3 separate regions of the Homo sapiens genome follow, and all the other regions are linked to region 1. The links are chromatin contacts, found by Hi-C or POLR2A ChIA-PET in ENCODE. All regions are on one chromosome and are shown on one strand. Each heading gives the region's core, a stretch centred on a gene start or an enhancer-like site at or near the end of the contact. The rest is flanking DNA. Distances are from core to core; before and after follow the strand shown.

Region 1 (4,690 bases), core at 1,043-3,542:
GCCACCATGCCCATGCCCGGTCAATTAAGTAATTATTTAGGTTATTGTTTGTTCTTGACTAGAAAAGGACAGGGACCTCATCTGTCTATTCGTGTTGTGTTTCCAGAGCTGAGAGTTGTTCCTGGCACACACACACTGCTCCATTAATGTTTGAAGAACAAATAAATGAGAAAACGAGTATGACGGGAGAAGAGGAGCTGAGGGCCATGTGGTTGTTCACATCCTTGAAGGAGTGTTGGGAGAGGGCTCATGCTGACCTGGGTGACGCTGGACAGCAAATCCAGGGAGATCTGACAGGAAGGAATTGCCAGGAGGTAGTTTGGAGTCAAATGCACACAGTGAGGGCCAGGGGTCCTCGGGGTGGTGACAGTTTCCTCTCGCTGGAGATGCCTCAGGAGAGACCAGGCAGCTGGCACAGAGCAGGGATTTCCACATCATCTCATGCTGCTCTGGGCTGGAGGTAGATACTGGCTGCCTCTAGGCAAATGTGGCCAGCAAATGTGCTTTGTTTAGTCCCTCCCAGGGTTTAAGATATTTTTTCGAATTAGTTTCCAACATTTTAGAATCAGAAGTGTCGAAAGACAAAATGACAGCAAATTTAAAGATCCTAAGTAGCTTTTCTTCATGATTCTAGAATCGGGCAGCCCTCAGAACCAACAGGTTCAAAGGACTTTGGGGCTGCAACGTGGTTAGACAACATTTATGGACAGAAAGTGGAACTGAGGCGCAGAGACAGCTTAACTGGTTACAGGTTTATGTTCTAGCTTATTTGAATCAGCTAACCACCTGCCAATGACAGAAGCTCACTGGCTGTGATTGGCTGAGACTCAGCTGTTTGTTACAAAAGCATCCTCCTCAATTAGGGTGTCTTCTCTTTTATGTTAACTATGCCAGGCTGCAGCTCCTTATGTAAGGACTCAAGTAGGGAGGCATCCTCAGGCCTAAACATTTAACAGAAGGTGTTGCATGAAAACGCATGTTTGGGCTGGTTGCGGTGGCTCACGTCTGTAATTTAACAGGCTCCGGGGTTGGGGACCCCTGCTCTAGCTCATAGAACTCCCTCCGACTCACCCCTTCCCGCGCCCCACGTCCCTGTGAACAGTCTGTCCCTGCAGGTACCCAGTTTCTGTTCTCCGGTCTTGTTGCTATGAAGAACCCTTTCCCTCTGCTTATGTATGAAAAGAACTTAAGAAATAATCTTTTGTTATTCCTTGAAGAGTTGCGGTTTAGGATTCAGAGCACTAATGAGATTTTGTGTAACTATTCCTTGGTGTCCTGGCTTAGGGTGTGCTTTGCTTGGTATCTCCCCCTTTTAACCCCCCTCTTCCTAATATCCACCTCACCCTCCAGATTCAGCCCAAACTCTGCATTCTGTCCCCTACCTTCTCCACTCCCCCAAGGCGAGTTAGGCACCCTTCCTCACTGTAGCACCCTGAGCTAAGGCTACCTAACTTACTGTTGGTAATTTTCTTTGCCTGTAATTTCACTGAGGGCAGGAACTGTTCCTTATTCATGTCCACACTTTTCTGCCAATAGTAAGCCTGTTTACAGTTTAGTGAATGAATGAGGATACATTGCAAAGGAAGCTTGGAAGTCCTTTATTTAACTCATGCAGACCGACTTTAAACCCACAGCACACGGGAACACGGGACATTTTGAGTAATGCTCCAAAGAGAATCTCAGAAATAGCCAAACCTTGGTTCTCATCCATTCTTGATTACAGAAATGGGGAACACTGAGCCAAGATGCGAAATCAGGAAAGTGCTTTTGGTCCACTGGTCTAGCTGCAGTCTAGAAGCGGCTTGCGGGAGAAGCTACCAGAAAGAGCCCGGAAGGTTCCTGTCATCATTCGGGGTGGCAGAAGTTTGTCCTGGCTTTTAACCTTTTTTGGGGTCACAAGACCCTTAGGGAATGAATATACAGCTATAGCTCCTCTCCCTAGAAAAATGCAGACACCCATAGTGTTTTCCAGACAACTGCAGGGCATTCGTGGACTCCCGAGGCCCATCCTTACGCCCCGACACTCGGGAAGTAGGAGTGAATGAATGCGCTGTTTACCTGCCCTAGGGACAAGAGGTAAACTAAGTCATTCATTCACTCATTCCTTCTGTCTTGAGCCCCAGCTCAGGGCTAGCCTGGGTGCTCCCGGCCGTGGGGCTCCGCCCCGGCACGGGGCCACGAAGGAGGGCCACCCCCCTCGCCGCGCGCCCGCGGCCCCGCTTCCACCGCGCCGCGCCCTCTTCCGCCGTGAGAGTCGCTTCCGCGCACGTGATCTCGGCGTCGCGCTCTGATGAGTTTTCCGCGGCCGGCCGCTGCTCAGCCGCTGTCGCTCCGGCTCCGGCTGCGGCTGCCGCTGCCGAGGCTGCTGCGCGGCGCCTGGCGGGCTCGGGACGCGCGGGCCGGGGCCGAGGGCTCTGGGCGCCGAGATGGAGCCGTGAGTCCCCGGCCGAGCGGGCGGGCTGGCTGGCTCTCCGGACACTCCGGCCGAAAGTTGGGGATCCCTGGCTCCCGGCGCCGTGCCGCAGGGTCCCTGGCGCCCACGTGGAACTGGGGGCAGGGAAAAGGGCGCTGAAGGGGGCTTCGCGGGCGGGTCAGGCGGAGGTGTTTGCGCGGGGCGAGAGTAGACCGGGGCCGGGGCTCCCTCCTGCCTGCCCGCCCGGCCGCGGTTAGAGACCGGGATGCGGTCGGGGTTCCGGGACGGGGCTGCGAGCCACAGCGCTCACCGGGGGGCCGAGAGAACCGGGGGCGCTGCGGCCCTTCCCCGGCGTAGGGTGGCCGCCCGCACGGAGTCCCGCCGCCTCCCGGGCAGCCTCTCCTGCCGGAAAGGCCCCGCCCCGTCGTCCCCTCGGTATCGAGAGCGCCCCGCGCTGCCCTGCGGTCTCGCCCAGCGCCGGGTGCGAGGCTCTCAGAGGCGATTGGTGACGTGGGCACCGGGGAGCCTGCCGCAACAGCCCCTTTGGACTCGGGGTGTCGAGTTATATGAGTTTTATGCGTTTTACGATCTGCTGACTTTGGGCTTTTTTTTTTTTCTTTACCTCTTTGAAGTCCAGGGTTTTTAATGAGGAAAAACCTGTTTGGGGTCTCGTGGACGCCATCCCTAAAGCTTGCTTTTGACCCAGCAGTCGCCTAGGTGTCCCCCTGGGCGCATCTGGAAAAGAAGGAGACGGAGTTAACCAGAGGGTTAGCGCCGCGTGGAGTTGCAGAAAGTCCGGGAGAAGGAGTGGCCCATATGTGCAGCCGCGCCTGGCGCAGGAGGCTTCCAGGGCCGGCTCCCTGCACTGAAGGCAGCCTCCGAGGGGCCTGGGCGCGCTTCTTGGCTTATATGCGGTTTTTGAGGCAGAAGGGTTTTGCTTTGGATCTTTGCTGATTTCTCTGGCTGTGGACGTGGTCAGAGAAGTGACACCCAGGCCTGTTGCCTCAGCGCAAGTGCCTGTGACAGAGAGATCTGTTTTTCCTTCTGCTTCCTTAGAAGTTTCTGACTTTGGTATGTTGCTTTAGCACCTCTTGGGAAACTGGAATGGCATCAAATATCAGACCTATGTGGATGTTTTAAAGATTTTAAAAGCCAAGTGGAGGTAGGTTAGCAGTATTGCCTCTGCACAACTCCAGAGGGCAAGATTCTTGTGCGGCCTATGTAAATAATACTGCTTGGAACGGTGTCTTGTGGAACTGTGGCCTTGTAGCAGAGTGACAGCTGCGTGTTACAGGAGTTCTCTCACGCGCTGCCCCTTGGAGCTGCATAGGTGGGCTGGGTGTGCTTTTTCAGTAGGAGAGAGGCCGGGGACGTGAGGTGGTGAGGGCCTTGGCCAGGACAGGGATCTGGGTCTTCTGCCAGGGTCCTGCGCTGTTACAGGACAGGGAACTAGACCAAAGAAAGCAGTTGACCAAGGAAAGGTCCCGAGGAGGACAAGCAAAACGCAGCTTGAATTTTGTGCGAGTTTGAGGCCTCCCCCTGCAGCTGTAAGCGCTTTGTGCCTCAGGCTCTGTGGAGCACTAAGAGGGTTAGGGAAGACGGAGGGGGATGAGGGTATCTGGAAATCAGCCCACCACCATCGGCCAGCATTCCAGGCACCTACCTGGAAACTGAGAAGAGTTTGGTAGCAGATAAAATCCTCCTAAAAAACAAGCCTGAAAATCCGAAGTGCGTCCTGGACTTAGGTGACTGAGTGTTCTCTGTCCTTGTCTGGTGTGCCTGAGAGCCCAGAGGTGAGAAAGGTGAGAAAGAAGAGAAGTCCAGGGAAAGAATGGGAGAGAACAGAGCCGCTTGGAGGAGCAGGGGCAGCTCCACCACTCTGCTTACGGTGTGTAGGGGACCGTCCCCCTGCAGACCCTGGCCTTATGACCTCTGACTCTCATTCGGCCCAGCCTGCTCTTTAAAAATGTAGGAGAGATTGCCATCAAAACTCATCAGCAAAAAAGGTTAGCAGTTCTTAACAGTTTTACCTTGAACTCTCCTGCAGTCTCCATTCCTTCTCTGATGATGCTAGGGACGGGAGAGGTGCTAGGAGTCTGAGGACGGTGTGGGGCGTCTCATTTGCTAACCTGACTTGTTTGAGCTACAGGGCTGCACGGAGTTGAGACTCTCATGCTCACATGTTGCTTTGGTCTTACTTTAGCATTTCTCTGCAAATTTAAATAAGGCTGTTTTTGTGTGTGTGTGTGTGTGTGTGTGTGTGTCTTGCTTGGCACG
Region 2 (4,690 bases), core at 1,155-3,654, 1.3 Mb before region 1:
TCTAGCCTGGGGAAGCAGCTGGCCCTGGCCACCCGCACAGAGCCGGGATGTTTGGGCTCACTCTTCCTGCCTTGTGTGGCCCCTGCATATATTTTTAGCTGATTTTTCAACTTTGCAAACATCCAGGGAGGAAAGAGCAGCCAGAAAACACAGTTCTCAATATTCAGATGGAAAGAAAACTCATTTGTAGCTAATCCTAATGGTTCTCAATTCAAAAAATATGGGCTGGTACCAAGAAGATATTCAAAGATCTCACCATTTCTTGAAGCTGAGTCTTCCCTGGCCTCCATCACATATCCATGACAGTGATAGGGGGTGTGACAGGCACCAGGATTTTTAAAACTCCCCAGATGACTCTGATGGGCAGCCATGCTTGAGAACCCGTGGCCTGGTCCGCTGTTAGGGCGAGAGAAACCCAGGGCTGGTGTTCCCCTCCTCCACCTGCTCGCTGTGTGGTCATAGGTCAGTTCCCCGCAGTCTGAGTGCCCAGCGCTGTCACCTGGGAAATAGGAGGGGCAACTTCCTTCCCAGGGTAGATGTATCAGAGATAATGTGTGTGAGAGTGCCCGAGGCATGGAGTTGGTGGGGGGGGGGGGCTGGCCAAAGAGAGATGTCATTATTTGTGATTTTACTGAGGAAGAAACTGAGGCACTGAAGCTGTGCATAAACCTTGGTCTGGCTCCCTGAAAACGAGACAGTTGGAGTGGAAAATGTCAAAGGTTCCTTTGAGCTCTAGCAATGTGGAGTTCTGCAGTCAGAGGGTTGAAATGCTGGGACATCTTGAATTGTTTTGAAAGGAAAGACTCATAAACGAGGCACATAGAGCCTTAGGAAACAACCTGAATCCATGCACAGTGAAACAAAACGAAACAGAGCCTCAGCTACTGAATTCATCTCCTCCCCTGACGCCCCGTTGCCCAGGGCCTCTCATTTCCACAGACTGCAGTTGCAACCTCTTGGCCCTTCTTGGTCGCCAGTCGTTTCAGGTCCTGGGCTAATGGACGTGGCCTGGGAGTGATCAGCCAGGGCCATTACCCCTTGGACGGTGCTGTAGGCAGACCTAGGCTTCGGGACTCCTGGGCTCCTGGACCCCTGGAAGAGTGTCGAGAAACATCTGGACAGGATTTCTCAATCTGGGCACTACCGACATTTTCAGCAGTGAATTCTTTTTTCGTGGGGACCTGTGCTGTGCATGGCAGAATGCTTAGCAGCATCCTGGCCTCTACCCACGAGGTGCCAGTAGCACCCTCTTAGTGTCTCTAGGCAATACCAGAGACGTCCCCTGGGGGAAGAGAGGCAAAACTCCACCCACCAACCCCCTCCCCCCAGCCTCTCATTGAGAACTGCTGATCTGGAGGCACCCTAGTTGTCCGGAGGCGGAGGGAGGAATGGGGCTCCTTGGGGTCAATATGAATTTGTTTTGTATTCCTTGTATTTAAATCCACACAAGAAAGAGCCACTCTACAAAGGGCAGAGTTGTTTCAACTGCAGATGGACTCTTCCGGGACTAGAGGAAAGGATGGGATTTTCTTCTTCGAGGTGCTCTTTAAAAGGACACCCTGAAGCCCGGCAGCTGCAGCCAGGGATGAGACCTCACCAACCAAGGCGACGTAGGTAACAGGGCCCATGGGCCCCCAGGAGGCTCACAGGGAGGGCCCTCCCCTGGCCAGGCCTCGGGTGGGCTGGGTTTGCCGGCTATGCCCCGCCCACACTCGCCCTCCCAGCGGGCCCAGCTCCTATACCCTGCTGGGTGCGTCTTCACTGTGGTTCACAGAGAGACGTTCTCACTGCCTTGCTCTGTGGAAAAGCAGATTGCCGAGGTGGATGGGAGGGATCCCTATTTTGGAAAAATAACATATCACCGTACACACACCCACACGCAGAGGGGAAAATGTGGCAGCAGACACCAAAATATTCCTATAGTTATTGATGGAAGCTGGGATTTCAGGTGCCTTTTTTGCTTATGTTTTCTCATTTTTTGACCTTGAACATGTAGTTACTTATAACAAGAAAAAGTCATTCGAGAAAGTAAAGAAAGTAGACAGAAAATGGCACCTTAAAACCCAAACCGCCAGAAACACCACTTAGATCTCAAAAAGGCACTAGGAAAAGCCCACTTCTGGTTTTTGGGTTTTGGCAGCCACCATGCAGAGGGCGGCCCCTGGGTGCTGAGAGTTCCGGGGTCGGGAGTGGGATACAGGTGGGTAAATGAGGGGCTCCGAGAGGGTGCAGCTGCGGGCGCTGAGGACTGAACTCTCCTGGGAGCACGCGCGGGGGACAGGGAACGGCGGCCACGCCCGGGGACCGACGCTGCAGCCGGGAGGAGGCTCAGTCTCTGCGCCTGGGGGCGTCCAGGGAGATGCCAGGTGGGCGCGGCCAGACGCGGGACCTGGGGACCACGGCACCCGCAGCCACGCCTTCAGGACGCGTGGGCGGGACGGGCTCCGTGGGCTTCTGATGAGGACGGTCGGGGAGATGTCGCCTGCGCGTTTCCGGGAGCCTCCAGTGGCCCCGGTTCCAGGGGACCAGACAGAAAACAAAAGAGCAAAAGGCAGCCAAGGCCTCCAGCTAGGGGTCATCCCCGCAGCCCCGGTCCCGGACGGGGCGGGAGGCCGCTGTGGGGACGCGCCGCCGGGCCTCGCTGTCAGGTCGCCCGCGCCCCGCTCCGCCCGCCCCGTACAGGCGGCGACAGCCCCGCCTAGGCCCGCGCCTCGGCCGCCCTCTGCTGGGCGAAGCGAGCACCACGGCCGAGCGGCGGCCCCGGGAGCGCCGCGGGGACTGCAGAGCGCGGGGAAGCGGCGGCAGCGGAGGCTCGGCCTGGAAGGCAGGGGCCTTGGGGGCGTCCGGGGAGAGGGCCGGGGACATCTGTCCAGCGTGGGCCGTGCGCGGTGCCGAGCGCGCGGGGAGGGCCGAGGAGCTAGACGCGGACCCAGCTCCTCTAGGAGCCGGGAGGGATGGGAGGGACGGAGGGTAAACGGGCAGTGCCGGCCGAAGCCCGGTGGGACTCGGCGGCAGACAGACAGGCGGCTTCCGAGGGAGGACCCGGGGCCGGGCGCGGGCGGCGGGAGGCGAGGCCCTGGAGGCCTGGCGCTTCTCTGCACCGCGAAGACCCGGAGGCTTCAAGCAACAGACGCGGTTCTGGAGGCCGGAAGTCCAGAGTCAAGGTCCCCGAAGGCTGGGGGAGAGAATCTGTTCCATGCCTTTCTCTTGGCCTCTGGGGTACAGGGTCCTCAGTGTTCGGGGCTTGTCTCCCGTCACTCCAGTCTCTGCCTCTGTGGCCACATGGCCCTGTGTCCCTGTGTCTGTCTTTTCTCCTTTTACAAGGACAACAGTGGTCTTGGAGTAGAGCCCACTCTCATCAAATTTAGCTTCATTTTGGACGGGCGCTGTGGCTCACGCCTGCAATCCCAACACTTTGGGAGGCCAAGAAGGGCGAATCACCTGAGGTCAGGAGTTCGAGACCAGCCTGGCCAACATGGTGAAACCCCATCTCTACCCAAAATGCAAAAATTAGCCAGGGGTGGTGGCGGGCGCTTGTAATCCCAGCTACTCAGGAGGCTGAGACAGGAGAATCGCTTGAACCTGGGAGGCGGAGGTTTCAGTGAGCCGAGATCGCGCCACTGCACTCCTGCCTGAGCGACCAAGTGAGACTCCGTTTAAAACAAAACAAAACAAAAAAAACCTCCTGTAATCCCGGCACTTTGGGAGTCCAAGGCAGGCGGATCACCTGAGGTCAGGAGTTTGTGACTAGCCTAGCCAACATGATGAAACCCCATCTCTACTAAAAGTACGAAAAATTAGGCTGGTGGCGGGTGCCTGTAATCCCAGTCACTCAGGAGGCTGAGACAGGAGAATCGCTTGAACCTAGGAGGCGGAGATTGCAGTGAGCTGAGATCGCGCCACTGTACTCCAGCCTGGGTGATAGAGTGAGACAGCGTCCCCCTCTCAAAATAAATAAATAAAAATAAAATAAATAAAGTGTGTGTGTATACATACATAGCTTCATTTTAACTTGCTGAAAATGGAAAGGCCTGATTTTCAAAGAAGGCTTCAACACTGAAATCTTCAACACCAGGGGTTTGGACTTTAACATACCTTTTGTGGGGACACAGTTCCACATACAGCAGGCCTGTTCCAGGTGGGCGTGCAAAGTCCACAGGGCTTCACTCCCAAGGCAGAGAGAACCTTGAAAGTTGTCATGATCTCACCTCACCGGAGTGGCCCTAGAAGGCAAGAGCCCAGCCCTGAGTCCCAGCAAGGAGGATTCCAAGCACTTCCACTCCCCAGGGAGGGAGGGGGCCTGGGGACTGCTTGGGGTTTTAGATCAACCCATGTATTGTAGGCAACGATTATTTTATTCTCAAAAAACAAACATGCCACAAATATCCCTCCTTCACTTTCTTTAGTTAGAAGAGCAAGCCATGTTCACTGAGGGAAAATGGGGAAAGTAGATTATAAAGGTTTAAAATTCCAGTGCCCCATGATGGCCGCACACGAAAAGGTGCATCTGTCTACCTAAGTGGGTTGGATGTCACTGTCTGCAGTGGAATAATGCCACATGCCAACCTTTCTGGAACTATGACTTTTGCCGTCACTTTTTGAGTTTAGTTTCCTAGACTCATCAATAGGGCTGTTCTCTGAAAATATGACCTGCAGTTAGGACTCGGTGCCTCTATAAATGGCAGGTGCT
Region 3 (4,690 bases), core at 815-3,314, 1.2 Mb after region 1:
CATAGCGAAACCCATTTCTACAAAAAATAAAAACAAAGCCGGATGCGGCGGCGCGGACCTGTGCTTGGAGAATGCAGTGAGCTATGATGGCACTCTCGTCTGGGCGACAGGTGGGACCCTGTCCCTAAACAAAGCGAGCCTATTTGGCACAGCTTTGATGCGGGGTGGAATCTGATGGCGGGGAAAAAAAAAAAAAGTAATAACCACCAATTTCATGCTCTGCCACTTCGTACAGCTATACCAGCCTTTTCCTTCAGATTCTGCAAGTTTTTTGCTCATTAAAACTCTCTTTATCTGTGAGGAGAGAAATCGGTAGTCAACGGGGAAGGTGGTGACTTTCAGATTTGTTTACGAAAAAAATTAGGAATCTATCAAGAAACAGTAAGCTCTGTAGGTATCCAAAGGCCTGACAGCAAACGCTCTGCTAAGTTAGCGCTGCCGTCTCCTGGGGTCAATGCACTCGAGTGGCGTTTCCTGGGCTAACTCTACTGTAAGAAGCTGTCAACCCGGATACGGCTGGACGCCGGACGCCCGACCTCGACTGCAGCTGCGGGCGGACAGGGCACCGGGCTCATCCGAGGGCGCGCGGATGGACCTACTCTTTTTCTGGTAAATGGTCCTAAAATAAAACCTGGCGTTTAACATGGACACTCAGGGGGTCGCCCTGAAACAAAAGGGGGTGCGAGGCGTGGCCCGCACGTGCGAGCCCGGGAGGCCCGCTTTCCCGCGGAGGGCGCGTTTCCAACGCCGCCCCGGACACCACATCCACGCGTTGCCGGTCTCAAAACCCTGCCGCGCGCGGCGGGGCTCCTCCTCGCTGTGGGAAAAGTGGGGCCACAGCGCCCTGCCCCAGAGAACGGCGGGTGGGCTGGGTCCGGCTGCGGGGCCCCGAGGCCCTTTCTGCGGAGGTAAAGGAGAGAAACGAGGGCAGCCGGGGTCCGGTCGCGGTGGGACTCGGCCCTCCCCGGCCGCAAACCCGACCCAGGCCCGGCCCGCCCTTACCGTTTTGGGAGCGGATCGTTTCCCCAGTGCTGCGGTCACCGAACACGGACAAAGGCCCCTCCATCTTGACGGCAGCGATACACGTCGAATTCTGCTTACACCGCGGGCAACCAGTATCGCGGCCCCTCGGCCGACCGGCGACCACAGCAGTGGCTGCGACGGCGTGGAGCGTACCCGAGCGATGTCCCAGGAGCTACTGGGTAACACACCACCCCACCCGCTTCCCGGCTGCCCCGGCCCGGCCGCGGGGCACGGCGGGAAGGAAAAAGAGGCAGGGACAACAGGGAGAGAAACAGGACTGTGACGGAAGTGAGGCTCCGGGGAAGGGGCGGGGTCGGCATTTTTGTCCAATTAGATAGCCGATGGGAAGGGCGCGAAAGCGGAGAACGGAAGTCGGATGTTGGACCGCTGGGAAGAGGTTGAACCTTCGCCTCAAACGATGTTGCGCAGACGCAGTGGGCCATTCTAGTGCCTTCTAGAAAAGGTTGTAAGAAGGGTGGAGCTTGGAGCTGGGGTGTAACTGGAGGGGCGGGCCCTTCTCCAAGTTAGAGTTGGGGTTCTGAGCGAGTCGTGCGTTTTAGGTTTAGTGTCTTTTCCTTGTCCCTGCTCGGGGAGCGTGAGGCAGATCGGCCGGCTTTGCTCCAGGCCTCAGGAGTGTAAGTTTAAGGGCGCGAACCTGGGTGGGACGGGGCAGTTTTTCCAGCGGGCCATACGGGAAAATTTTTGGTTCGAGGAAGACAACCACCCTTTTTAAGGAGAAAACTGCATCTTGCCCTGCCTTATTCCTACGCGGTGCCCAGGTGGGGTGTGTGTGGACCAGTCGATGACCGCCCAAGCTCTCCGAGTAGAAAACCCAAACATGGTTTTGTGGGGTGTGTGCCTTTGACCCCGGACTTAAGCAACAAGCGTGGTCTTGGGCGTAGCTACGAGGTGGTTGGTGGGCTCCAGGGCCTGCGTGCCCCTCGACGTGAGCGATGATTGGCGATGAAGGATAACAGATCGCCTTCTCGGCCACTCAGTGGCAGGGGACTTGCTACTTCCGGGTCGGTGGCGTCTGGCGTGGAGAGTTTGGGGATCTACAGCAGCCAAAGGCTTGTCCCTGACTTTATATGGCTGCTCCTGGCGAGCGACTGAGTCGTCCGTGAGGAAAAAGAGGCGAGGCTTTTCCGAGATCGTCTCAGCGATGGCGCTTCGGTCGCGGTTTTGGGGGTTGTTCTCGGTTTGCAGGAACCCTGGTAATTAGTCTTGCCCCCCTTCTCCCAGCTCACTCGCCTGGGCTTGCACAGTACATTGGAACGTGCGGGTTCTATTTTGTATTCGACGTGCCGGATCGAAATAGAGCTCGCGGCACTGCGAAGACCACAGTAGGAAGTTAAGGACGGGGTCAGTGCTGACTCCACCCTGTGGGCATACGTATTTTTCGTCCCCTCGGGCCTAAAGATTGGGGGTGTAAAAGCGGATAGACGTTAGAGCGGGTTCGTGCGCTGTCCATATCCGTCATTTTTAAGCCCTGTGCGGTTTTTCCCGTTGCCCAGGGTGCAGGTTCGCAGCCCTGTCAACCAGCTCCGAGCCGGCAGCGAAACCTGAAGTGGACCCTGTGGAAAATGAAGCTGTCGCCCCAGAATTCACCAACCGGAACCCCCGGAACCTGGAGCTTTTATCTGTAGCCAGGAAAGAGCGGGGCTGGCGGACGGTGTTTCCCTCCCGTGAGTTCTGGCACAGGTAATTAAATCTGCTTGTGATTGACAAGGGCAGTGCACCCTACAGACTATTTTCATTCATTCAACTCCAGGCACTCTCCCAGGTAGCTGCCATGCGGCGGGTAGAGGCAGGGTTCGCGGAGGGGCTGGAACAAACAACAAATAGGTGTGATGGGGGCTATTTAAAGAGGATGTTACAGTAGCGGACAGGATACCTGCCTGTCTGAGGTGACATTTAAGAAGGTGAGATCTGAAAGAGGAAGAAGCCTAGTCATCTGCCAGAAAGAGCAGTCCTAGCAAAGGAAACTGCTGGGGTGAGGAACTGAAGGGCTTGTGGATCTGAAGCTCAATGGGCAGAGGATGAATGGCCCAAGATGAACATGGAGGGGTAAGGAGGCGACAGATGATTAGCTTTGTAAGTCAAGATGAGCACTTTAGACTTTCTTTTCATTATAGTGGGAAACTACGAGAGGATTTAAAGCTTGAGCCCGAATTGGTTTTTCAAGATCATTCTGGCTGGGCGCATTGTCTCATGCCTGTAATCCCAGCACTTTAGGGAGCCAGCCGAAGAAGCCGGATCATCTGAGGTCAGGAGTTTGAGACCAACCTGGCCAACATGGTGAAACCCCGTCTCTACTAAAAATATAAAAATTAGAGGGGCGTGGTGGTGCACGCCTGTAATCCCAGCTACTCCAGTGGCTGAGGCACGAGAATCACTTGAACCCAGGAGGCGGAGGTTGCAGTGAGCTGAGCGCCTGGGCGACAGAGCAAAATTCTGTCTCAAAAAAAAAAAAATCATTTTAGCTGCTTTTTGGAAGATTAAATTTTTGAGGGAGCAGGACTTGAAGAAAGACCAGTTAGGAGTCTAGTATGACTTGAGATACTTTGTTATAAAGGTGGTTGTTTAATGAACACTTACATTTGCCAGGAATTATGCTACTTGCTTTATATGTTTTTTCTCATTTAATCCTTAAAATTACATCATGAAGCAGTTATAATTTCCCCCATTTTACAGGATCAAAGAAATTGAGGTTTAGGGAGACATGATTAGTAAGTGCCAGAGCTAAGATTTACATATGTTTTAACTGACCTCAGAGCCAGGACGCTAGGTTATTACCACTATACTACAGCATGTAAGTGTTTATCAGGTTTATCTGCTGCTTATCTGCTTGGTGAGGATTTTTTAGAATTTCTTAAGGACTTCTTAAGTACTATGTAAAGTTGTAAGAGTAAATTGGAAATCATTACTGTGTGATGTATTATTTATTTATTGAACAAGCATCATACCTGTATCACTTGCTAGGCATTGCGTTAGAGGCAGGAGTTACAAAGATAAAGTAGATGTTATCCCTGTCATCAAAAGTCTTAAGTTTCATAGTGGAAAGTGGAATGGGGATAATGATGTGTTACAGTTGCTGTAATACATTTTTACTCATAGAGGAGGGAGTCCAAGAAAGGGAGTAGGCAGTTCACTTTTTAAATAATCTGGATCTTAAGGCTAAAAATCTTTTGAAACACCCAACCTATTACTTTCTTTTTTCTTTGTTTTTGAGACAGGGTCTGGGTCTGTTGCCCAGGCTAGAATGCAGTGGTATGATATCTGCTTACTGCATCCTTGACTTCCCTGGGCTCCAGCAATCTTCCCACCTCAGCCTCCTGAGTGGCTGGGACTAGAGGCGCATGCCATTACTCCCAGCTAATTTGTTTTGTTTTGTTTGAGACAAGCTCTGGCTCTATCACCCAGGCTGGAGTGCAGTGGTACAGTATCAGCTGGCTGCAACCTCTGCCTCCCAGGCTCAAACGATTCTCCCATCTCAGCTTCCTGAGCATCTGGGACTGCAGGCACACACTACCATGGCCGGCTAATTTTTTTCTTTTTCTTTTTTTTTTTTTCTGGTATTTTTTGTAGAGATGGGGTTTTGCTGCTGCCCAGGCTGGTCTCGAGCTCTTGAGCTCGAGAGATCTGCCTGATTCAGCCTCCCAAGGTG

What was found. A loop is a pair of places that touch in the nucleus more often than their neighbours do. ChIA-PET counts read pairs that join two places held with the same protein, here RNA polymerase II (POLR2A). Pooled maps may share reads with other maps.
Region 2: a map of CD8-positive, alpha-beta T cell shows a loop between it and region 1 (8-fold over the local background). The contact joins the enhancer-like site here to the promoter of TMEM181 in region 1. A Hi-C loop is called at or near these places in 2 of 168 maps with a recorded cell type or tissue (CD8-positive, alpha-beta T cell and naive thymus-derived CD4-positive, alpha-beta T cell) and 3 of 50 pooled maps.
Region 3: a loop to region 1 is called in a pooled map, with 9 times the contacts of the local background. The contact joins the promoter of MRPL18 here to the promoter of TMEM181 in region 1. A Hi-C loop is called at or near these places in 2 of 50 pooled maps. POLR2A ChIA-PET finds 5 or more read pairs at or near these places in 2 of 52 experiments (MCF 10A and activated CD4-positive, alpha-beta T cell).

What each region holds. Positions count from the first base shown.
Region 1 is chr6:158,557,799-158,562,488 of GRCh38, forward strand. TMEM181 (transmembrane protein 181) reads left to right here and starts at 2,293. Exons shown (of 17, transcript NM_001376852.1): 1 at 2,293-2,434. The coding sequence starts at 2,427. RefSeq lists a silencer at 1,984-2,903 and enhancers at 3,323-3,824, 3,825-4,324.
Region 2 is chr6:157,272,152-157,276,841 of GRCh38, forward strand. No RefSeq gene overlaps it. Among named protein-coding and RNA genes, the nearest start is that of TMEM242, 49 kb to the right of the region's middle. RefSeq lists enhancers at 1,146-1,978, 1,979-2,810 and silencers at 1,605-1,764, 2,195-2,284, 2,485-3,044. Within about 2 kb of position 2,405, at least 32 of the 41 ENCODE cell types and tissues checked have a DNase peak (open chromatin) inside an H3K27ac peak, as active enhancers do; they include CD8-positive, alpha-beta T cell, where a contact is called at or near this core.
Region 3 is chr6:159,788,403-159,793,092 of GRCh38, forward strand. It overlaps MRPL18 (mitochondrial ribosomal protein L18), which reads left to right and starts at 2,065. Exons shown (of 4, transcript NM_014161.5): 1 at 2,065-2,237; 2 at 2,538-2,724. The coding sequence starts at 2,186. TCP1 (t-complex 1) reads right to left here and starts at 1,200. Exons shown (of 12, transcript NM_030752.3): 1 at 1,003-1,200. The coding sequence starts at 1,066. RefSeq lists enhancers at 398-1,062, 1,063-1,726, 1,983-2,162, 2,193-2,252.